Regions from separate parts of the Homo sapiens genome. Here region 1 is linked to region 2. Evidence: chromatin loops called from intact Hi-C (ENCODE). Cell type or tissue: CD14-positive monocyte. All regions are shown on one strand. Links, peaks and the distances in the headings refer to the core of each region. The heading gives the core; the rest is flanking DNA.

Region 1 (12,546 bases), core at 2,485-10,484, 160 kb after region 2:
TCATGTATAAATTAGAAATGAATTCACGTATTCTGTACTGGAAAACTGTTATTCTGTTAGGCATTCTTCCATGCACAGTCTCTAGTTAACCTACTAAATTATCAGCTCACTTTATATCTTTGACTTCCCCTAAATAGTGTCTCCTTTCCCAACATTTCAGATAAGAGAAAGCTTGCTGCCCAGGCAGAATCCCCTGAGCAGCTGCACTTGCCTCATTCTCTGCAGCCCCGTCTGCTTTGTTGACCTTCCTCAAGACCTTTCAATATAAGTATCTGAGGTTTTGTTTCCAAGTCTTTCTTCCAGACTATGGAGTGCAGCTGAGAAAAAAAATATATATATAAAGCTCATTGACTCTCTATCTATTTCATTCCCAACACTGGCTCAGTTTTACTCCCTAGGAAACTTCCTTACCAATTGGTGATGAAGAACATTCCAAATCTTCATCACTTTTATCAAGCCTATCATTGTGGGTATTCTGCCTTTATCTCTGCCCTATCAGAGAAAATAACAACAGCTACCATCTAATGAGCACTTGCTGCCAAACATTTTACACAAAACAACACAATAGATCTTTTTATTCCCTTTTTTTTTGTAGGTGATGAACCAGAACTTCAGAGAGAAAAAGAAACATACTCAAGGGCATACAGCTCATGCCTTCATACAGCTCATCAGACATATTCGATTCATGCCTCATTATCCTTTTTTCCCTTTATTCTTTTAAAATATAATATTTGATACATACACAAAGATATAATGTATAATGTACAATCAGCCCTCAGTATCCACAGGGAATTGATTCCAGAATCCCCTGGGATACCCAAATCTGTGGATGTTTGGGTTCCTTATATAAAATGGTATAGTATTTGCATTTCACCTGTGCATATTCTCTTGCATAATTTAAATCATCTCTAGGTTACTTATAGTAACCAGTACAGTTTAAATACTATGTAAATAGTCATTTTACTGTATTGTTTTAAAAATTTGTGTTATTTTTATTGTTGTTTTAGTTTGTATGTTTTTAAATATTTTTCAATCTGTAGTCAGTTGACTCCAGGGATGCAGAACCCATGAATATGGAGGGCTGACCACATAGATAATTAAAGCTAAATAACACAATGAATGTTCAAAATTCCATCTTCTAATGTAGAAACTAGAATATAACCAGCACTGTTGCACTTACCTATGTTTTTCTCCCTTCTCTCACTCTGCGGCCTTCCCCAACTTTCTGAGGTAACCACTGTTTTCAGTTTTTTATTTACCATTCTCTTGCTATTGTTTAGCTTTTAATTTTAAAAATAATGTAAAGCACAGGGAAGTTTCAAGAACATTGCAAAATTTCCTGTACACCATTCACCAGATTCAATTATTATCACTTGCCAAATTTGCTTTCTTGTTATCTCTTTTTATGCATGTTTTGTTGTTTGAACCATTTGAGAATAAGTTGCAGATGACATCTCATTGCCTAAATACTTGAGCATATGTTTTCTAAGAATGAGAATATTCAATTATCAAAATTAGAAAATTTAACACTAATGTAATACTTTACCTAGTCTATAATTTATTTTAAAATTTCTTCAGTTGTCCTAATAAAATAGTCCTAATAAAAATATCCTTTATAGCCACCCTGTTCTACCCTTCCATCTCCTCCTCCCCCGGTACAGGATCCAATCCAGGATCCCGTATTACATTTAGTTGTCATGTCCCTTTTGTTTCCCTTAATCTGGAACAGTTCCTAAGTCTATCTTTATATTTCTTGACCTTGACATTTTTTAACGGTTCAGACCAATTATTTTGTAGGATGTCCTTGAATGTAGGTTTTCTTCATGGGATGTTTCGTTATGATTGCATTTAGGTTATCCATTTTTTATCAGGAATACTATATAGATGAGGTTGTGTTCTTTCCCATGCAACACAACAGAAATAATAAAATATCAGTTTTTCCCAATTTTGATATTGTCAACTTTGATTACTTGGTTAAGGTGATGTCTTCAAGGTTTATTCACTCTAATAGTACTGTTTTTTCTTCTTTGTAATAAAGTAATTTAAGTAGAAGTAGTTTGAGAGGATGTAACTACTCTGTTGTTTACCAAATTGCAACCCACTAGTTTTGGCATTGGTTGGCAATTTTGTCTGAATCAGTTATTACTATGATGATTGCCAAATGGTGATTTTCTACCTTCATCTTTCCATCTACATAAGATTTTACTCTAAGGTAGAAAGATTTTTTCCCTATTTATTTATTATAAATAGAAATTTATCTGTTTAATTTTAGTATAAACTTTTCTCATTGATCACCATTGCCATCTGTTATATATCAAGTTTCCATATATTCTTTGGTCTTTCTGGGTTCTCTCTTTCGTTCAGTTGGTCATTTGGCTTTTCCCTATGCCAAAATACTATCTGAATTATTATGGCTTCATCATTAGTTTCGATATCTTGTTGGCCAAGTTTCCATTTTTAATTGAGGCATGCCATGGATATTCTTGCTTTTCCATAAATTTCAGAATTATGTTGAAATTGTCATGTTTCACAAAATTTCTATTGATATTTTGATTGTGATTATATTAGCTCTCTTGATCAATTTGAGGACAACTGACTTTGAAAAAAATTGAGTTTTCCTTTCCATGAACACAGCCTATTTAGATCTGAGTGTATTTTAATAACGTTTCATAACGTTTCTGTACAGGCTTTATTATTATTCATTAAATTAATTTTAGGTATTCTATTTTTGAGCTATTTAAATGGAATCTCTTTTTACATTAAATTTTCTTTGTGCTTGTTATGCTCTAGAAATGTTTACTGAGTACTTGTTAGATTTTTATAGAAATGCAGCTGAATTTTGCATAGCAATGATATGGTAAACTTACTGCTTCTAGTAGGTTGTCTTTGGAATTTTTGTATACACTATTGTATCATTTGTAAAATAATGAAGTCCTTTGTCTTCCTTTCCAACCTTTCATCTTTGATTTATTTTTCTTGTTTTTCAGCGGGAAATTAATAAAATGAGTAGGAGAGTGCACAGTCCTGGAGATATTGCTTCACTATGCGAATCAATCCTGGTCCTAGCAGTTTGGCACCACCCGGCGGTGATTGTCCACTCCAACCTAAATATTGACGGGATTGATTCCGGGCCTGTAGTTGACTGGACGTCAGGAAAGCAGTAATGATTCCAGGAAATTCCTAGCTAGATAGTGCAAATTTTGTTGGCCCAGTTTGGGAATATTGAATGGGGCAATTACTGAGCAAGCGGGATTCGAACTCCACTTCTCCTGTGGATTTTGTGCTAGTTTGCTGCCTGGCTGCCCTATCTATTATGTACCCTATTCCATCCCCCAACCTCAGAACAAAAGCAATATTCCTCCTCCCTATCTGTTCTACATGTAGGATAGAGTGGTGGATGGGAGCGAAACATCCATTTTATAGTTTTAGAATTTATGTTATCCTGGATATATTTCCATAAGGTTATACTATATTTAAGTATTTGTATATATTTTCTCTCTCCTTCCATTATAATCTAGGCTTCAAAAAGGTAAGGATTTTTATGTTTTCTTCCCAGTGAGTAGAAGAGTCCCTAGCCTGCAGACACTCAAAAATAGTTGTTGAATAAGATGAGTGAATGAATATTGAAATCTTCCATTATATGGTAGAGTTGTCCATTTCTTCCTGTAATTCTATCAATTATTGCTTTATATTTTTAAGGCTCTTTTATCAAGCACATACAAAACTGAAATCATTAAAGCTTCTTGGTGAACTTAGTTTTCCTTAATAATGTTTTGGGGTGATTTGTTTTTGTTTTTATATTTTTGGTCATAAACTTGTTTCAATACTAATATTCCATCAAGATTTCTTTTGGTTAATATCTGTCAGGTATATCTTTTTACTAACTTTTTACTATGTCCTTATGTTTTATGTCCCCGTATTCTAAACAGTATTTAGCTGGATTTTTTAAATACAACTGGACAATCAACCATTTAATAGTGAGTTAAGTTTATTTATGATTGTGAATATTATTGATGCTCAGTTTATTTCTAAATACCTTTAAAACCTGTTTAATCTGTTTATTGATTAAAAAATTAAACAGTTACATTTCTAGAAGATCCTTCTGTTTCTTTTTCTAATAATATTTCTGTAGCCTTTTTTGTCTACTTATCTTTATAGTTCTGTTGTTTATTTTTTTAAACATTCTATACCCAATCCACCACTGGAATAAAATTATAATATTTATACTATGTAATATTTATACAATGCTAATATAACTGGTACATATATTAGGTAAACACATATATGCCAGGTATTCTTACAAAATTAATAATATATTCTCTTTAACTCAGTGTATTCAAAATATCATCATGCCAACCAGGTACTTTTTCTTTTTTTAAGACGGAGTCTCGCTCTGTCGCTGGAGTGCAGTGGCGCAATCTTGGCTCACTGCAACCTCCACCTCCCAGGTTCAAGTGATTCTCCTGCCTCAGCCTCCCAAGTAGCTGGGATTACAGGTGCCAACCACCACACCCAGCTAATTTTTGTATTTTTTAGTGGAGACAGGGTTTCACCATGTTGGCCGTGATGGTCTCGATCTCTTGACCTTGTGATATGCCCACCTCGGCCTCCCAAAGTGCTAGGATTACAGGCGTGAGCCACCATGCCCAGCCCAGGTACCCTTTTTTAAACTTTACATGGATTAACATATTTAATCCTCATTTTGCTAACTAGTCCTGTTTTACAGATTAGGAAACTGTAGTGGAGAGAAGTAAAAAAATTGGACCAAGTCCAGATAGATAGGTAGAATTCTGAGCTGGGATTTGAACTCAGGCTGTTACTACAATATTTTGAATATTCAGTCTGATAATGGGGAGGGGAAGACAGCAAACATTGTTTTTATTTTTGCTAAACTTAAAGGCAAAAGAGCATTTGATTCTTGCTTTGTAAAACTGCTAGTGATTTTTAACCTTTTCATGTGGTAATTAGCTTTTTGCATGTCTTCTTTATCGTTCCTATTCTTTGTCCATTTTGGTCTTGGAGTCCTAAGTGATGTTTTGTATTAAAAGCTCCTTAGTGTAAAATATATTTTTATAATAAGGTATATTTTTATTTAAAGAATTTTACATTTTTACCAGGAATGAAATCCCAGTTCACATTTTCACTTCCTAAGGAAAATTAGAAGATTTGCAAAACAATTACTTTTTCGTAGAAACTACACCCCTACTCTTCCTCATCCTCATGACAGGAAATTCTCACCTGTTATTTTTAGTCTCTGAGCTCAAATTTCCATAAGAAAACACATGAGGAAAGGAAAAAGTATGTATACCTCTGTTATATATATTATATAAAATATCATCTCTAGCTCTCTGTAAAATTAAATAAAAGCTTATTATTTCAAAGAACTAAACTACTGAAAATACCTTAAACAGAATATGGCACAATTAATAAATAGATACAGCTTAGATTTGTTATTTTAAGGAAAAAATAAAATTAGAAAATATTTTAGAACGATTATATAAGATATAAAAAGGGATTATATAAGATATAAAAAAGAAATGCTTTATTTTTAAGAATTAAACACCATACAGTTCCTTTATGGAGAGATCTAAAAGCTTATCTGATGTTTAAAAACTAGAAGGAAAAAATGTTTAAGAAACTAAAGAACTATATACTCCTATTTGGAGGCTCTCAGCATTTGCCATCTATCAGACTAGATTTTAGAACAGCAAAATTTAAAAATGTTGCCATCTAGTGTTCACCTTTAGAATTATTCCCATAAAATTCGTGTAATATAAAAAGGTTACTTCAAAATATAACTGGATCTTGACTCTTTAAAATTGGAACCAGAGATCAAGAAGGAATTTCCTGAGGTAACTGAGGAGAGTTTTAAAAATTTAGGGAAGAAAGGAAGAGGTTACTAATGATTATGTATCTATACATGTGAAGACAGCTGTGAATGAGGAAAGCACTAGAATGAGAAAGTAGCAAATGCCCAGGATCATTTAGGGTAAATAAAGAACATGAGGGGAAGGTTGGGAGAAAAATCTTTGAAATGGTAGGAAAATACTGCAATTAGTCATGGAAATGTATTGGATGGGAAATTAAAAAGAATAAAATATATTGGATGTTTACAACTTCTGAAGGAATTTAGTTTGTTTTAGGTAGTAATAACCACGATTTGTTGAGTGTTTAGTGAATGCCCATGTATTAGTCCATTCTTGCATTGCTATAAAGAACTTCCTGAGACTAGGTAATTTATAAAGCAAAGAGGTTTAATTGGCTCACAGTTGCACAGAGTGTACAGGAAGCATGGCTAGAGAGGCCTTACGAAACTTAGAATCATGGAGGAAAGCGAAAAGGAAGCAGGCATGTCCTACATTGCCAGAGCAGGAGGAAGAGAGCAAAGGGGGAAGAGCTACACGCTTTTAAACAAGCAGATATCGTGAGAGATCTCACTCACTATCACAAGAACAATAAGGGAAAATCTGCCCCCATGATCCAATCTCTTCCCACCAGGCCCCTCCCCTGACACATGGGAATTGCAATTTGACATGAGATTTGGGTAGTGACAGAGCCAAACCATATCATTCTGCCCCTGGCTCCTCCCAATATTGTCTTTCTCATTGCAAAATATAATCATCCCTTCTCAACAGTCCCCAAATCTTAACTCATTTCAGCATTAACTCAGAAGCCCACAGTCTGAAGTCTCATCCAAGACAAGGCAAGCCCCTTCCACCTATGAGCCTGTAAAATAAAAAACAAGTTAGTTACTTCCAAGATACAATGGGGATACAGGTATTGGGTAAATACACCCATTCCAAAAAGGGGAAATCAGCCAAAACAAAGTGGCTACAGGCCCCATGTAAGTCTGAAACCCAGCAGGGCTGTAATTATATCTCAAAGGTCCAAAATAATCCCCTTTGAGTCCATGTTGCACATGCAGGCCACACTAATGCAAAGGGTGGGCTCCCAAGGCCTTAGGCAGCTCTACCCCTGTAGCTGTGCAGGGTACAGCTCCCTCAGCTGGTTTTATGGACTGGCGTTGAGTGCCAGTGGCTTTTCCAGGTGCATGGTGCAAGCTATTGGTGGATATACCATTTTGGGGTCTGGAGGACAGTGGCCCTCTTCTCACAGCTCCACTAGGGAGTGGCCCAGTGGGGACTCTGTGTGAGGGCTCAAATCCCACATTTCCTCTCTGTACTGCCCCAGTAGAGGTTCTCCACGAGGGCTCTGCCTTTGCAGCTGAACTTCTGCCTGAACATCCGGGTGTTTCCATACATCTTCTGAAATCTAGGTGGAGGCTGCTAAGCCTCAACTCTTGCCCTCTGTGTACCACAGGCTTAACACCACGTGGAAGCCAAGGCTTAAGGCTTGCACCCTCTGGAGCAGCAGCCTTAGACATATCTGGGGCCCTTTTAGCCATGGCTAGAGTTGAAGCAGTGGGGATACAAGAAGCAGAGTCCTCAGGCTGCACAGAGTAATGGAGTCCTGGGCCTGGCCCACAAAATCACTCTTCCCTCCTAGGCCTCTGGACTTGTATTGGGAGGGGCTGCCTTGAAGTTCTCTGAAATGCCTTTGAGGCATTTTCCCCATTGTCTTGACTATTAACATTCAGCTCCTCCTTACTTATGCAAATTTCTGCAGCTGGCATGAATTTCCCCCGCAAACAAATTTTTTTTTTCTTTTCTAGCACATGGTCAGGCTGCAAATTTTCCAGACTCTTACGCTCTTCTTCCTTTTAAATATAAGTTTCAGTTTCAGATAATCTCTTTGCTCACATATATGAGCCCATTCTGTTAGAAGCAGCCAAACCACATCTCGAATGCTTTGCTGATTAGAAATTTCTTCTGCCAGAAACCCTAAATCATCTTTCTCAAGTTCAAAGTTCCACAGATTCCTAGAGCAGCGGCACAATGCCACCAGTCTCTCTGCTAAAGCATAGCAAGAGTGACCTTTGCTCCAGTTCCCAATAAGTTCTTCATTTCCAGCTGAGACCACCACAGCCTGGACTTCATTGTTTATATCACTACCAGCATTTTTAACAGGTCTCTAGGAAGTTCCAAACCTTCCCTCATCTTCCTGTCTTCTTCTTTGCTCTTCAAACTGTTCCAACCTCTGCCCATTAAAAAGTTCCACAGCTACTTCCACATTTTGAGGTATCTTTATAGCAATGCCCAACTCCCAGTACCAATTTTCTGTATTAGTCCATTCTCTCATTGCTATAAAGAACTTCCTGAGACTGGGTAATTTATTTAAAAAAAAAAAAAAAGGAGGTTTATTTGGCTTATGGTTCCACAGGCTGTACAGTGATCATGGCTAGGGAGGCCTCAGGAAACTTACAATCATGACGGAAGGTGATGAGGAAGGAGGCATATCTTACATGGCCAGAGCAGGAGGAAGAGAGTGAAGGGGGAGGTGCTACACACCTTTAAACAACCAGATATTGTGAGAACTCGCTCACTATCATGAGAACAGCAAGGGGGAAATCCTCCCCCATGATCCAATCACCTCCTACCAGGACTCTCTTCCAACATTGGGGATTACAATTCAACATGAGATTTGGGTGGGGACACAAATCCAAACCATTATCAGCCAGGTATTATAAATGTTTTGCATATAATGCATATTTGACTTTTAAAATTATGCCGTTAATTACTCCCATTTTACAAATGAGAAAATTGAGGTACAGAAAACTTGCAAAGCTGGTAAGTGGCAAAACTGTGATTTGTGTAAACCAAGAGACTGTCCAATGTCCGTGTTCTTAATCTAGGAGGGCTATACTTATTCCTACAGTAAGTACAGAATTTAGGTTGGGGTCACTGTATAACATTCAATATAAAGTTTAGTCAACTATCCAAATAATTTTGACCCAATTTTATTATTAGGATCTAGTGTCTGCACTGGTAAACTCATCTAACGATTGCTCAGTTTTCTCTTTTACACCATGCTATACTTGTGGTAAATTTCAGTACATAAATTTGTCTTTCCAATATAAATATTTTAATACTCCTCTTTCATTTGTAGAGTATGTACATTAACTTCTTTGATAGCAACGGTAAATTTCTTCTCTGCAAATCTTGGTCCTCTTTGTTATCTCTGGTACAGTTATGGTCACTGTTACAAGCTGATCTGTGTCTCTGCCAGATTTATATGTTGAAGTCTTAATCCTCCAGTACCTCAAAATGTGACTGTATTTGGAGACAGCGTTTTTAAAGAGGTAATTAGAGTGAGTCCTAATCCAATATGACTAGCGTCCCTATAAGAAGTGGAAATTTGGACACAGATGGCTGCAGAGGGAAAACCATGTGAGGACACAGGGAGAACATGGCCACCTGGACAAGGAGAGGGGCCTCAGAAGAAACCAACCCTGAAGACTCCTTGATCTCTAACTTCTAGCCTCCATACCTATGAGAAAATAAATTTCTGTTGTTTAAGCCACTTACTCTGTGGTAGTTTGTAATGGCAGCCCTAGAAATTTGATACAGTCACTGTTTCAATTAGGGTCTTTGTTTACAAATTAAGATTCTTGCTAGTTTAAGCAGAAAAAGGATATTTCTTAAGGAATATTAGATAGCTCAGAGAGTCTTTGGAGGGTTAAAGAGTTGGGTTTGGAGGCTATGCAGTCAGAAACAATGCTCTAACCACATTGTGAGATTGTGGCAGTAAAGGCTCTGATGCAACTGGACACTAAAGCATACACCACTCACTCTGGATATGAAACATCAGGAATTCTGTCATTCTGACCTTGAGAGATGACATCTCAGCAGCTACCTATGCCAAAATGTGGATTTCCTTCAGCTCCTGCCTTGCCATGTAGCTCATTTCTGGGATGATGTCTCACATGGGTGTGTGTGATTGGGGTAGCCTAGGTTATATGCCTGTAGCTTCGCCGCAAGTGAGTGTGGCAAAGTGAGCTTTCTGGCTTCTACCATGTGGAGGTGGATTAAAAGGCAGAAAGTTGCCTAGATGTGGAAAGGGTGCTCAAAAGGTGATGCTAGGTCAGAAAAGGCAAAGGAAATCAACTGTAAAACTTCAGTAGTATGATTTTTTGGCCAGTTGCTCTTTGCTACTGTCCCTGAGAGCTAGTTATCTTTTCCACAGTCCTTAAACTTTTCTTGAATCTACTTTTTTTTTAACTGAATAAACTCTCCCTTCTCTAGAATTCAAATAACTATCAAGTACAAATAACTGAATCTTCCCACCCCATCCTATTGTATACCCTTCTAAGAAAGAAATTAAGCAGGTTAATATGAAGGTGCTATTTGTCAAGTATTTATCCCTCCCAATATTGGTAGAAGAACTTCCAACTTTCCTTAGTGAATTATTCCATTTTCCATCTTTTCTTATCATTTGTGTGGGAATAACATCTCCTACTGTGCAGCCCCTCCCCAAGTTCCAGAAGACCTGTGGCTTAGTCTGGCCAGTCAGAACATTCCATACACTGCCCTCACCCCAGCCTTGTGATAAGTTCTAGAATAGGTGGGTTTATTGTCAAGGACAGAAAGATAAGATGCAGTCCCTGGACACCTCCTAGCATGACAGACCTGCATCTCTCTGGTTCCTGTCTTTCTGCTGAAGTTTTTAGTCTAGGATGGCAGCCTGGAACAGCTGCGGGCCAAACTGATATTCCTCATTAAAAACTTTTTCCAGAGTAAAGCTGACACAGATGGACGGAGAGCTGAGGGATTCATAGAAACAATCCTCATGTCTTCTGAGCATTCAAACCAGCTGTGTTAGAAGTTTGTACTACATCTAAACTTTTCAGTTCTTTATGCCTATAAAGACACTTTCGTCTTAATTGCATTTGAATTGTTTCACTCACTTGTGACCAAAGGAGTCCTGACTAGTTTGATTGGTTAAAGAGTAATCAGTGCAGATTTTCCCCCCAAATTCTGTTTTAACAGACATCTATAGTATCTCTACCTTGATGTCCAAGTGAAAAAATAACTTGGTCTTATTTTTATACAAGTATGTACATAAGTATGTATTGTGTATACCTATACCCCCATACTCCTCCATGCATAGACACAAAGTAAAAATGGAATTAACATATCAAAGATTTTATCCATCTTGGGTTCTTTCTCTTTAGATAAAATATCATTTTTTTAGGATTTGATGAGAGGTAAAACATATTTGCATATGTTTTTCTGTAGTTTTTGCTTTATCTAGGTTTACTCCTGTCATGGTTAATTTTACTGTCAACTTGACCAGGCTAAGAGATGCCCACATAGCTGGTAAGACATTATTTCTCAGTGTGTCTGTGAGGAAGTTTCTGGAAGAGATTAGCATTTGAATTGGTGGACTGGGAAAAAGAAGACACACCTTCACCCATGTGGGTGGGCATTGTCTAATCCTTACAGAGCTCAGTAAAACAAAAAGATGGAGGAAGGATTAATTCACTCCCTCTCTCTCTACTTCTTCTTTTCCCCCCAGAGAAGGTCAGGTCTCCCTCTCTCTCTCAGGTTGGAAGGCAGTGGCATGATCATGGCTCACCACAGCTTCAACCTGTAGTGATCTTCCTGCCTCAGCCTCCTGAGTAGCTGGGACCATAGGCATATGCCACCACATCCAGCTAATTTTATTTTTTGTAGAGCTCGAGGTCTTGCTATATTGGTCTTGAACTCCTGGCCTCAAGCAACCCTCCCACCTTGGCCTCCCAAAGTGCTGGAATTACAGATGTGAGCCACTGTGCCTGTCCTCACTCTCTCTTCTTGAGCTAGTGGATTCATCTTGTCCTGCCTTTGGACATCAGAGCTTCCAGTTATTGGGCCTCCAGACTCAGAACTTACACTAATGGTCTATCCTGGTTTTCAGGCTTTCAAACTTGATTGGGAGTTTCACTGTCAGCTCTCCCAGTTCCCAAGCCTTTGGATTAAGGCTAAATATTTACACCAAGGGCTTTTGTAACTTTCCAGTTTGCAGAGGGCAGATTGTATACACACATTATGTCCAACAAATCACAAAGTTAACGTAAAAAAAACTAGAAGAAAGGAAAACATTGTGGAGCATCACAGAGAAACTTTCTGTTCTTCAAACCAGTGAGTCACCGTACTCATATCTATAGTTTCTTCAGGGTACTCTTTCATGTCTCAGTCAGTTTATTATTTATGCAGAAACACAACTAGAGAGCAGTTTCTTGATCTATTCAGGTATAGTACCTTTAATGAAATAATTACTTCTAAGTAAATTTAGATTGAATTATAGTGATCTGTTTCCTTTAATACAACGGTTGCTCTTAAGATTAGCATAGTAGAATCTAATTTATGATTAGAAGGTAAAGGAAAGTTAACACTAGGCACTGTATGCTAACCAATGAGGTAACATAGAGTACTACTGTTGCTTGATAGAAATAAATTCTTATAGGAACCAGAGAGATGCCAGTCTGCCTGAATTATAATACTTCCATTAAATATGTGTTATACTCCAGCATTTGTCCTGGAATTGTCAGATGAAAGACAGATCAAAAGGTCAAAACTGAAGAATTGAAGCCAACATGTTAAAAAGAAACACAAAACAAAGTAGACAACCCTATGATAGCCTCCAAACACTTGGTTGAAAGAAATA
Region 2 (12,546 bases), core at 2,817-10,816:
AAACAAACAAAAACAATAACAACAAAAACAGCAATCCCACCTGCCCCACCCCAATCCTTTCTCCATCTAATGGTCTTAGTACCTTTATTGAAAATCAACTGACCATATATGTGAGAGTTTACTTCGGGGGTCTCTATTCTATCCCATTAGTCTGTATGTCTATCTTTGTGCCAGTACCACACTGTTTTCACTACTGTACATTTGGAGTAAGTTTTGAAATCAGGAAATATGAGTTCTCCAACCATTCCTTTTTCAGTAGTTTTTGCTATTCTGAAAAATTTGGGCATACTGACAAACAATTTGGCTACTATTTTACTCCCTTCAGATTCCATATGAATTTTTGGACAGGTTGTTCTATATCTGTAGAAAACACCATTGATATTTTCATAGAGATTGCATTGAATCTGTAGATTGCTTTGGGTAATATTGTCATCTTTACAATATCAAGTATTCTAATCCATGAACATGGGATGTCTTCCCATCTATTTGGATCTTTAATTTCTTTCAGCAATGTTTTGTAGTTTCAGCACACAAGTCTTTTGCCTCCTTGGTTAAATTGATTCCAAAGTACTTTATTCTGTTGATGTTATTATAATTGATATTATTTTCTTAATTTCCTTTTCAGATTGTTCATTGTTAGTGCATACAAACGATTGTGTGTTTTTGTCTGCAAATTTGCTGAATTCATTCATTAGATATAACAATTTAAAATTTTTCATTTTTAACTTTTTAATTTTTAACTTTTCATTCAGACTCATGATTTGAAATCTAAAGTTTTTCTGTTGAATTTTTAACATATAAGATCATGTCATATGCAAATAGTTAATTTTACTTCTTCCTTTCCAATTTCAATTCCTCTTATTTCTTTTTCTTGCTTAATTGCTCTGGCAAGAACTTCCAATACTATGTTGAATGGAGGTGGAGAACTGGGCATTCTTCACTTGTTCCTGATCATTCTTGACATTTCCCTTTTAGAGGAAAAGCTTTCAGTCACCACTGAACATAAGGTTAGCTGGCTTTTTCATGATAACTTCCTTATGTTGAAGCAACTTCTTTTTATTCCTAGTATGTTTAGTTTTATCATGCAAGAATGTTGAATTTTGTAAAATGCTTTTTCTGCATCAATTGAAATGATCATGTACTTTTCACTCTTCATTCTGTTAATGTATTATGTTGATTGATTTTCATGTTAAACCATCCTTGCATTTCAGGAATAAATCTCTTTTGGTCTTGTTATATATCCCTTTTAATATGCTGCTGAATTCAGTTGGCTAGTAGTTTGTTGAAGATTTTTGTGCCAATGTTTATAAGGTATATTAGTCTTAAGTTTTGTTTTTTTTTGTAGTGTTTTTGTCTGGCTTTGGTATTGGTGATAACTGGCTTCACAGGCTGAATTAGGAAGTGTTCTTTCTTCTTTCTGGAAAAGTCTAAGAAGTATTGATGTTAATTCTTTATTTCTTTTTTGAGAAAGGATCTCGCTCTTTTGCCCAGGCTGGAGTGCATTGGTGTGATCACAGCTCATTGCAGCCTTAACCTTCCAGGCTCAAGCAGTCCTCCTATTTTGTGCCCAAGTATCTGGGACCACAGGCATGTGTCACCATGCCCAGCTATTTTGTTTGTTTGTTTGATAAAGATGGGGTTTTGTTAATGTTGCCCAGGCTAGTTTCAAACTCCTGGGCTCAAGTGATCCATCCACCTTAACCTCCCAAAGAGCTGGGATTAAAGGCGTGAGCCACCACGTCTGGCTACTTTTTTCCTTAAATGCATAGTAGAATTCACCAACAAAGCCACAGTTCAGGGTTTTCTTTGTTGAAAAGTTTCTGATTACTCATTCTACCTCCCTGCTAATTAGAGGTCTGTTTAGATTTTCTATTGCTTCATGATTCGGTACTGGTAGGTTTTTTGTACATTTGTTCATTGTACTCTTATAATCCTATTTCTGTATAATCAGTGGTAATATCTCCACTTTCATTTCTGATTTTAGTAATTTGAGCCTTCTTTTCTTAGGCAATCTAGCTAAAGGTTTGTCAAGTCTGCTGCTCTTTTCAAAGAACCAACTTTTCATTTCATTGATTTTTCTATTATTTTTCTATTCTCTATTTATCTCTGTTTTAGTCTTTATTATTTCCTTCCTCCTGCTAACTTTGAATTTTATTTCGTCTTCTTTTTCAAGTACCTTAAGATCTAAAGTTACATTATTCTTTTCTAAAACATATGCATTTGTAGGTATACATTTCATTCAGTGCTGGTTTTGCTGCATCCCATAGTTTTGGTATGCTGCATTTTTGTTATTTGTCTCAAGGTATTATCAAATTTCCCTTGCAATTTCTTCTTTGCTCCACCAGTTAAGTGTGTTGGTTAATTCCCACATATTTGCAATTTTTTTCAGTTTGGGCAATTTCATTTTATATAGCTCCAGGAGAAGACTTGTCACCACTTCTTTTGTAAAGGCTGCTATACAAAACAATATTGAACAATTATTTGTTTTTGAACTGAATTCTGATATAATTTAATCTCAAAATCCTCTGAGAACTGCCCAAACTCTGATATTCTCTCCAATATATAGGCAGGTTATTAAAAAATCAACTCACTAGTTACTGGTGAAATACAGTAATTTTGTTGGTGGTACAGGATGGTACTAAACATATTGTGTCACTGTGCTGGATCAGCTGGAGTTATTAGATTGGTGCAAAAGTAATCGTGTTTTTTGAAATTAAAAGCAATGGCAAAAACCGCAATTACTTTTGCACCAACTTAATACTTGGGACTGGGATAACAGGATCACTCTTAATCCCATGGTCAAGGGTGCCATAGATTAGTGAATGAAATCTTCTCTTTTTATTAGAAAAAAGACATTTCCACACTAGCAATTCATCATTCACTTTTCTGGAAGTTTCTGGAGAGATTACGGCTAAACAATTCATGTATCTGATTAGTGTGCACAATGTGGGAAAGGCAGGCAGAGTGGGGGCTTTGGAAACATAATCTGAGACATATGACATTAAAACTCATTGACAGTGAGTTTGCTTTATTCTAACAAACTTGTGGGTTCAGACACTCGAGGATTCTTGAGGAGTTCTTTTGCCTTCAAGGCCATTTTGCACTAGGAGCCAACTTTTCTCCCCTTTGAAATTAGTAAATTGTAATTTTAAGAAAAATCTGTAGCATGTGACAAAGAACCTGTCCCAAGGACAGTTTGCTTCTGAAACTAATTTCCTAACAAAACCCTAACTGTGATGGTGACCATAGTAATTACGACAGGGAGGCAGCAAGCTACAGCCCACAAAAACAAAACTCAAGTTCTAGCTCTAACATTTATGAACCCTTTCATGTCATAAAATGGGGTCACCTTCTCTTGCCTTGCTTACTTCACAGGGTTTTGTGAAGATTAAAGAATGTATGCCAAGCGTTAACTGTAAAATGCTATGTTTGATTACAGGTGCCACATATGGATTAAATGTGCATTTTATATATATATATATCTATATACATACACATAGTAATACATAATCCATTACTATCCTAACTTAGATTAAAAAATGTATGCCAAGCGTTAACTGTAAAATGCTATGTTTGATTACGGGTGCCACATATGGATTAAATGTGCATTATATACATATATCTATATACACACACAGTAATACATAATCCATTACTATCCTAACTTAATACAGTATTATGCTTCTGATATTCTTATTTATTAGAAGAAAATAAAATTTACATGTCAATTCGTGAAGCATCTATGACTTTACTTACAAGCCCACAAGTTAGCCTGTTCCTGTTTCATTGGATGCTAGAAGACACAAGACTCCTGAGTCAGAGACAAAGGACTTCACTACACATAGCATAGCAGTATCCAAAGTGTCAGCATGGTCCCTTTGGCTCCCTTGTCTCTCAAATCCCATGGGGATGACTTGGAGAGGTGAAGACAGATGTTACATATGCAGTGGGTTTTCACCTCAACTGAGGACCACTGAGCTTCGCATTTTTACTGCTTTACAGTAAACAGAAAAAAAGACTTCTCTTTATTTAGGGTGATATGCTACCTCATTACTTAACATTGCTTACTGCAAATACAATCCTGAGAAATGGCCTGGGTAACAGGAGTTAGGGCCTTGCACTCAGCATGCCCAGCAAAAAATGTGCTGGATGGATGCTCAGAGCCCATGGCACATTACCTCTCCCAACCTTTGGATGAGATAAAACATGACCTCTCCCAACCTTTGGATGAGATAAAATATGACCTCTCCCAACCTTTGGATGAGATAAAATTTGATGTCTATTGTGCAATTTTGCTAAAATATTAAATAGAAAAGAATGGTAAAATTCAGTGACAATGCATCCAGAAAAGCAATTCACTTCCACTTCTGAAACATCTAGCTGGCTATGAAGGCCCTGACCAACATTTCCTAAAACTTACAAACATTTCCTAAGACTTGCATATATTTTATGCAATTGAAATTCTTATGATGTGACTTAGGAGTTATGGGCGAGTCTTATAGTGCAGACATTTCCACTTAAATGTCAGGAATTTTATGTATCAGCAGCTCTAGTGTATGGCACACAGAATCACTCAAATGGTTGGTGAACATAGTCTAGTTTCCTGTCTTCCTGTGTCTCAGCAGGAGATTCAAAATATCAGGGAAGATGAATATTATCAAAAGTTGTGGCGACCTCTTAATAGCATGATCATCTGGAGAGACTGAAGGCATTACGCAGGGTCAAGACTGTAATGACCTGCAATCAAAAAACCTTACAGACTTGAAGCTGAGTCTGTCGTTAAGTAGACATATAGATCATATAGATACTTTTCTATCTTTAAATGTGGTGGGGATGAGATGGGGGTTGAAGTAAGCGAATTTAAATTCACTTTCTAGTGAGACTAGCATCTAATCCTGGTGGCAAAACTTGTTTGGACACACCACTACATTCTAATTCTAAAATCAACAGCTGTGAGGTAGAGATCTCAAACCAAGCATGAATGATCACCATTCTTTTTTGTTTTAAAGTGGTTTTAATTACTTAGGAAACTTGCCCATGATTAGTGTGATTGAAAATGCCACTTTAACTGCAGTTGTAAAGTGCCTATTGATTCCTTATTGGAGTAAGAGACAGAGTACTACTTTAAAAAACTTCACTATCCTCAGTACTTTCAAAAATGCCCAGAGAGTTTTATCCTCTCGTAGGAGGCACACTCAAGAGCTTTTGTATGAAGAAAACAAATGGAACCCAGAATGAATTAGCCCCTTAGTAAAAGTTCCTGTTAGTCCCTTGCACGATGAACAAGAGTTCACGTTAGTTTCTTGCACGATGCATTCTAGATAAGGGCAGACTTTGAAGCTATATGGCCAGCAAAATCAGCATGCCAGTGTTTCCACAGGATGATGGGAACGTCACTGTGATGAGCTTTTCATCCAAGGTCTGGGTGGAGGTGGCAGAAAAACTATTCTGATCTATGCTCCATCATTTCTAGATAATCTAAGGATAAAGCCTGGACTATCTCCTGTAACTTACTCTTTGAACCTTATTATCTTATCCTATTCACTTCACCCCAATGAATTGCTTTTACAAAATTTATCTTGGAGGAGGGGCATTTGTCATCAGCAGATTCAAAACCTACTTACCGCACCTTGCTGTTGCAATGTCTAGCAAACTCCAGTTGAGGATATTACCTTAGGCTTCTGTCTTGTGAAGGCATAAGGAGACCTAGTGACAGAAAGGGGTCTGCTTTTCATGAGTGACTTTGTCCTCTTGTGAACAATGAAAATCAGAATCATGGAATGTGTGATTATTTTCTTCTCCATGAATGACCTTGTATTGTTCTGAATTATTTTTCACCTTAAATCCACTAATTGAAAGTTATTACTTTATTTTAAAAATAGTGCTTGAAGAAAATATCCCTCTTGCGGTTTTAACAAGTACTCTAAAACTAGAACTCTTTTAAAAATGACACATTTTGTAAATGGAAAGAAACAGTAATATTAATTTTGAAAAGACTGTTGATGTCACTGTGGTTTATTAGGTAAATACAAAGTATAGGCTCTTGCATTTTTTAAAAAGCAAAACCAAAGAGATTAGAAACCAAGTACACATATCCTCTTTAGAAGAGAAACATAAATCAGTTTTAACAATTAGGCACTTAAAAATGTAAATGTAAGACAACATTATAGAAGTATAAACTATAGTTACACTCCTAAATTCCTCCTGAAATGTTTACAAACACAAAATCACAAGCATGGAAAACAAATTTCCTCTTTATCAAAAAAGGAACCTGAATTTGAATCCAATGTGATAAACCAATGATTAAGGTACTGGTGGGTAGGAAAAAAGAGCTTCTGAAATTTACATATTTGATTAAAATGTAAGCATTTCATAAAACTATCACAATAGCATACAGTAGATATCATAATGAAAAATATATGTCAGGAAAATAATGAATCTAGACTTAAAATTTTACTTTACAACAAGGCACTTAACACATTGAAACAGTACAGTAAATTTCCAAAAGAATGCAATTGGCTACCTCTGAAACCTTGTAATAATATTTCTTTTGTGAATATACGGTAACATAACCATACATTTTGCAGCATTAATCATTGCATAGGAGGTAAATTAAATAATGAATTCTAACTTGGCAATTAGATTAGTTTTTGTTCATCGTTTCCTCTTTTTCTTTTAAAGGACAGTTTTAAATAATTTCACAATAAAGCACTCTTCTCATTCATGATTTATTTAGAACACAGCATAATGAGTAAGAAAATAAATCAGAACTTATAAGGTGTGTATCTGTATAAAAACTTATCTTTGGGTAACATTGACATGATTTTCAGTGTTTGGGTGTTGAAGTCAAGAGCACTTCTTAATAGAAGAAATATTTTCAGCAACTGAGTCAAAGGAGTTAAATTATTGCAACACAAGGACACTAAAAACAAATACTAAAAATCTTTATATATATAAATAGAAAAGCCTTCAACACATGGCATATAACTTATAATATGCTTGATTTAAACGTGTAAACTCATTAAGAAACTCCTTCTCACACTTCCTTACACTACAGAGGCTAGTGCATTAAGATTGGCTTAAAGTTTTCATCAGTTTTACAGTGCAAAACAAAAACAAAAAAGAATTAAGAAAGAAATGTTCAAACTATTCAAGGGGCAAGATGTGAACTTTCAACTAAAAAAGAAACTGCATGAGTTCTGTCATGTAAAAAAAACCAAGACAACAAATTTGGTGTTTCAAAGTAAACAAAACATAGGTCGTTATAAAGGGAGACACTAATGATTGTGATCATGAGAGGTAAAAATGTTCTACAAATTTTCTTTGATCAAATGGATACAAGGTTAGAATTACAAGTGCCTATAATCTGAGCACATTTTACCTTTGGGAAAGGTTTAAAATGCTTTTAAAATAATTCCTTTCACATGATACTTTCAGATTATTGGCAAACAACAGAAAACAAATGCCTTTCAAAAACTTGAAAACAGGCTTTTAAAAGTGGTGTTTGCATTCCAAGTCATAAAGTATATTGCCACAAGGGGGCACTGGTAATACAGGAAATAACCCTAATGCAATGTCATCCACAAACCAGAGTAGACTCAACGCTCACTCTCAAAACAGCCTTCCTGCCACAGCAAAACTTGTTTCCCAAGATGCCAGTAAATTAAGTAACAAATTCACAATTAGTTCAAGTGGACTCAGGAAAGGATGCTTTATTTTCAGATCTAGTGGACAAGCTCAAAAACTAGAATCTGAGAGAATTTCATTTGAAATGAGTTAGAAAAAAAATGTGGCATACTCTATAGGAATTATATGTTATAGGTATTTCACAGACAACCTAAATTACAGGAAAAGCTTCAAACAGGAGCATAGACTTGAAAAAAACAAAGATAATAAGATATGTATCTTAACTGGCAAAGAACAGGTACCCCAAACATTTATGATTTCAAAGGCAAGATCATACTTGTTTTATATCTTCAGTTTATATATATATCATACTTGTTTTATATCAAAGTGGCACATTGGGTTGAAGCTCAACTTTTCTTTCCTACATGTAAATGGGTTTTACTATTTGTTTTATTTTTCCATCTTGAAATTTTGATTCCCCCACCCTTATTTGCAAACCATGGACTTCCTCAACTCGATGACAGAGCTATACGACACATGCGTGTAAAGACATGGCAGCGGCAATGTCCACATTGGCATCACAGGTGTTTTTAAAGTTCTTTAAAAGGTGATGGTTTTTTTTAAATTAAAAAAAAACTGGATTACTTGACTAAAATCCAAGGCTTACTGTTTCAAGGATCTGTAGTAATTGGTGCACAATTTTTTATTTTATTAAGTTTAAACACTTTTTCTTATTCAATAGATGAAAAGTGAGTTATCCAGACACAGATGAATAAGGCTGTAAGGTGTATCAGTTTGTTTTATTTGAATTAGAGGCTCAAGGAAAACACCAGTGTTAGGAGAGCAAAATCCAGGCTTCTGTGTCAGATGATTTTCTTTACAATCGGGCAACAGGAACTTAAAAATCAGTGTTTTCAAGCAGAATACCTTGTTCTTGCACAAGTGTTGCTAGTTAATAAATGAATATAAGCGAACATTATATAGAATTATGTCTAAACTCATCAGGTAAACTAAGTATATGTTTATTATTGGTGTATTTAATAAGAAATACTAGAAAATTCTGTGTGCTTCAAAGCCTGCCAAGGATGTTTGGGGTTTTAATTCTTGTTTAAAATAACTGAATTAAAGAGTCTTGCTTCATGACTTTAAATTCAACTACCTTTCCTTTAGTGATTATTCTATAACATACAGAAAAAGCCATTCTGAAAACATACACAAGATTTTAGCACCAAAGGATGTTGACCCTTCTGAACGATTTGCATTGTGTTTTTCTCAAGCAACTTAAAGGTCAATTTTGTGTAGTCAAGGCTGACTAGTTTATAATGATACATTTGGGGATGTTTTCCATTCTAAATGAAAGAAAAATTTCACCTTCAATATAAACATAACTGCCTCCTTCTACCCGCATTGGCCTCTCCACCCTCTGCCCCAGTGTTGATAACTTTGCAACCTTAAAACTTTTCTAAGGTTTTAAAAGTCTTGCAAATTAACCTTCAAGTAGCTAAGAAATTAAGCCAAGAATTATCCAAAAGATCCAATAGCATTAAATAATGCACTAAATCTGGTAACATTAAATCTGATCAGATTTTTTAATCCATTTTTTGGCATCACCTTAAAGAAATTTAGAAACAGTTATCCCCCTTCACTGTATAGCTGTAACTAACACACTGATTCCGAGAGTATATTATAGTGCAGCACCATGTTATTTTCATAGGGTAAAAGTAAAATTACTCAATTGCGGCATATGTCCTTAGGACTAGTTATAAGAAACTGAGTCTCTTGCTAAAAGCAAGGATACATTAACTTTCAGGTTCCATCTTGGTTTTTCCATAAAGTACAACAGAAAAAGGAAGAAATCACCTTCAATGAAATTTGACCAAATACATTTCTGTGCTCCAATTAGGAGCCCTAAAATTGATCTCACACCAGGGCCTGACCTGGAAAGAAAACAGGCTCATTCCCCAAGTGGTGTGAACCTCAGTTGACACACACGTGTTTTCAGCCTGTGCTAGAAGAGTTGACTGCCCTGGGGCACCAGATCCAAATTTACAGGGCAGACAGCATCTAAGTGTGTACTCAAGGGCCACTCATTAGCAGAAACCATCTCATGTTTCCTGTGTATCTGTCATAGAGATTTTAAAGTGAAACATTTACACACATGTAAAATCTGTGGGGTGTGTCAAATACTTTCGTGTTTACTTGGATCAGCTTTCCTTTTTAAGATAAAATGATCTTTTAAAAACAAAACAAAACAAAACAAAAAAAAGTGATATGTAGCGCATTGGGTGGCAGCAGCAGTGTGCACTCCTGGACTCAACCCGAACTTTCCCCGTGACAGGGTAGAAACAAAATTCACCCAAAGCTGACGCACAACCCACGGATCTCCCCCTTGCTAAACCTAATGCTAAAAACCACTCTCAACATTAGGCAGTTCTATTTACACAGTGGCTGTAGATGTCCAGATATTTTATTTAAAATATTAACACATTCTTCTGACCTTGGGCTGAAAAATATCCTGAAAAAATTCTGAAGTAGAGGGTTTTGGTGGAGAAAGAATAAAGAAAGGAGGAATATGTTCTTTGGCACCTCTTTAACAAGCTCATTAGTAAAGTCCCGGGGTGGGGGCTTGTCACCAATGAATGAAGAGCTGCAAGAGAATGTATCTTTCTCAGGATGAAGAAGAAAACCAGTCAAAGGGCAATACTTTGTTCATCTTTCTAATCGTTTACACAAAATTTGGTCCATTTCTTCATTTACCAGTCAGTTCTCCTAAAATAAAAAACAAAACTATACCTTTGGTTACAGCGTTAACTCTTTTGGTGTAAGAGCTGATGCCTTTGTTTTGCTCCTCAGGTCGATTTCTCATTGTCTTCACCAATCTTCTGAACCCGTGAATACTTTTTGCATGATGATTTGAAGCAGCCAGGAGGCCAAGACAGCGGCCAGGAGAAGCAGCAAGGAATTGAGCCTTGTACATTTTTCTCAAAAAAATAAAAGATGGGGAACCACCATGCTCGAGATAAGAAATTAGTCTGTGAAGAGACCTTCAAGTTCTGTAAATGGTAGAAAAAAATTTAAATGAGACATATCTTTCTCAATTTGCATCCCAATTATTTTCTTAAATTGTCATTCACTGTAACCTAGGGAAAACAGAATTCAGAATCACATGGCAGTAATGATTTTCATGTCCTTTCCCTAACTCTACCATGACTCCGCTCCCCTAACACACCTAGGTGTCTTTCTTTCCTTTGTGGCTCATGCAATTTCTTCTGCCTGCAATTCCAGTAAGAATGGAGACTCTGGGAATGGATTTCAGAATTATTCAGGAGGAATAATTTTCAGGATGTGTGAGTGATCAAATCTAGGGGCCAAGCAAGTCAAAGAGTGAAAGAAGAGCTCAGAAGTTGAACACATTTAAGAGGAAAGATGAAAATTTTGGTTCAGTGGTGTCAGTAGTCAACTAGATGGAAGTGTAAGAAGGAAGATGGAAATGGGAGACTACAAAATAGGAAACAGAGCTACAAAGAGAAATAAAGTAATCCAAAGAAAGAGCATTTATTAGTGGACACCAAGAGTTGGACGTAGATCCTTTGGAAATGTAATATTTCAATTGCTCACAAATTCTCCAAATTGACAATATGGCAAGTCTATTCAAAGATAAGTAAGTCATGGTACACAGACCAACTCTATTACACCAAGGACACATACCAAGACTAGGAGAAAAGAGAGACTGGGAGGAATAATTCTGCCTTCGGACCAGAGGAAGAGAGCAAGAGTTAGAGACAGCTTCCTGGAAGAGGTGGCATTTGAGCTAGCTCTTTAAGTTTCAATGGGAGAAGAAAGAAAAGGCATCTGGAAACAAGGAAGCAGCAGTAGCAAATGAGGAAGAATCAGAAGGGAAGCCAGAGAGCACCATTATCACCAGAGGATATACCAAATCCAGTCATTCATAAGCTATTTATTTTGTGTGATTTTAAACAATAGCTGCTATCGGCTGGGCACGGTGGTTCACGCCTATAATCCTGGCACTTTGGGAGGCCGAGGTGGGAGGATCACCTGAGGTCAGGAGTTCAAGGCCAGCCTGGCCAACATGGTGAAACCCTGTCTCTACTAAAAATACAAAATAAAAATTAGCCAGGCGTGGTGTCGTGCACCTGTAATCCCAGCTATTTGGGAGGCTGAGGCACAAGAATCGCTTGAACTTGGAAGGTGGAGGTTGCAGTAAGCCAAGATTGCACCACTGTACTCCAGCTTGGGCAATAGAACAAGACTCTGTCTCAAAAAAAAAAAAAATTAAAAAAAATAGCTGTTACCTTCTCCTTAAAATTAATTTAAGTTGAAGGCAGGATTATGTCTTACCCAGCTGCACTACAATGCTTTTACAGAGAAGGTTCCTAAATTTTAATTTAGTACATATATTTTTTCATTCTAGTTTAAGTTACCTGAATTAGCAATGCACTGTGCTCCATAACTTTATGGCATTTTTATCCATAAATGGCATTTATATTTGTGAAGTTCTTTGCTTTATTTTAAAAAGCAGTAATGGATATATGTTTAAGTGAATGTGGCAACATCGGTTATCCCCATTAGGCTATCTAAAACCCCACGACATGAAAAGGGTCCACTGCATTCAAAGAAAAGAAATTATCCAAGCATCTTCACTGCTCTCACCTTTTCATTGGCCATTGAATGGTACCACCAAAACAGTCGTGTTGTGATATAATAAGCAATGATCACATCGATAGTGTAGTGTTCGTGTGCTACAAGAATGCAGATGATCCCGGCAGCACTCAGCAGCCAGCAGATTAAATGATACCACCAGAAGTGACGAGGCGAATCTGGACAGTAGAAAAATTACAGAGTTAATAAGATTCCCAGAGATGAATGTAATGATTACAGTCTGTCCTAACGACCTTAAGT

Evidence for each region. Hi-C counts contacts between places; a loop is a spot of excess contacts. Peaks named below come from ENCODE experiments on the same cell type or tissue, not always from the same donor. Only the 100,000 strongest peaks of a DNase experiment are listed, where the experiment ranks them.
Region 1: it touches region 2 in a loop (6-fold over the local background); 109 of 110 quality-filtered maps call a loop at or near these places.

What each region holds. Positions count from the first base shown.
Region 1 is chr4:107,751,265-107,763,810 of GRCh38, reverse strand. No RefSeq gene overlaps it. Among named protein-coding and RNA genes, the nearest start is that of PAPSS1, 37 kb to the right of the region's middle. In CD14-positive monocyte, for the core only: CTCF peaks have their summits at 5,562 and 5,763 (motif pointing left); a DNase peak (open chromatin) is centred at 6,340; H3K4me3 peaks cover 848 bases; H3K27ac peaks cover 2,255 bases.
Region 2 is chr4:107,908,483-107,921,028 of GRCh38, reverse strand. SGMS2 (sphingomyelin synthase 2) reads right to left here. Exons shown (of 7, transcript NM_001375905.1): 6 at 12,298-12,464; 7 at 5,982-10,679. The coding sequence ends at 10,476. The region is part of intron 1 of CYP2U1-AS1 (CYP2U1 and SGMS2 antisense RNA 1); the gene reads left to right. LOC107986298 (a long non-coding RNA gene) reads left to right here. Exons shown (of 2, transcript XR_001741784.2): 2 at 10,480-12,546. Among named protein-coding and RNA genes, the nearest start is that of CYP2U1, 17 kb to the left of the region's middle. In CD14-positive monocyte, for the core only: CTCF peaks have their summits at 7,303 and 7,507 (motif pointing right); a DNase peak (open chromatin) is centred at 7,568; H3K27ac peaks cover 480 bases.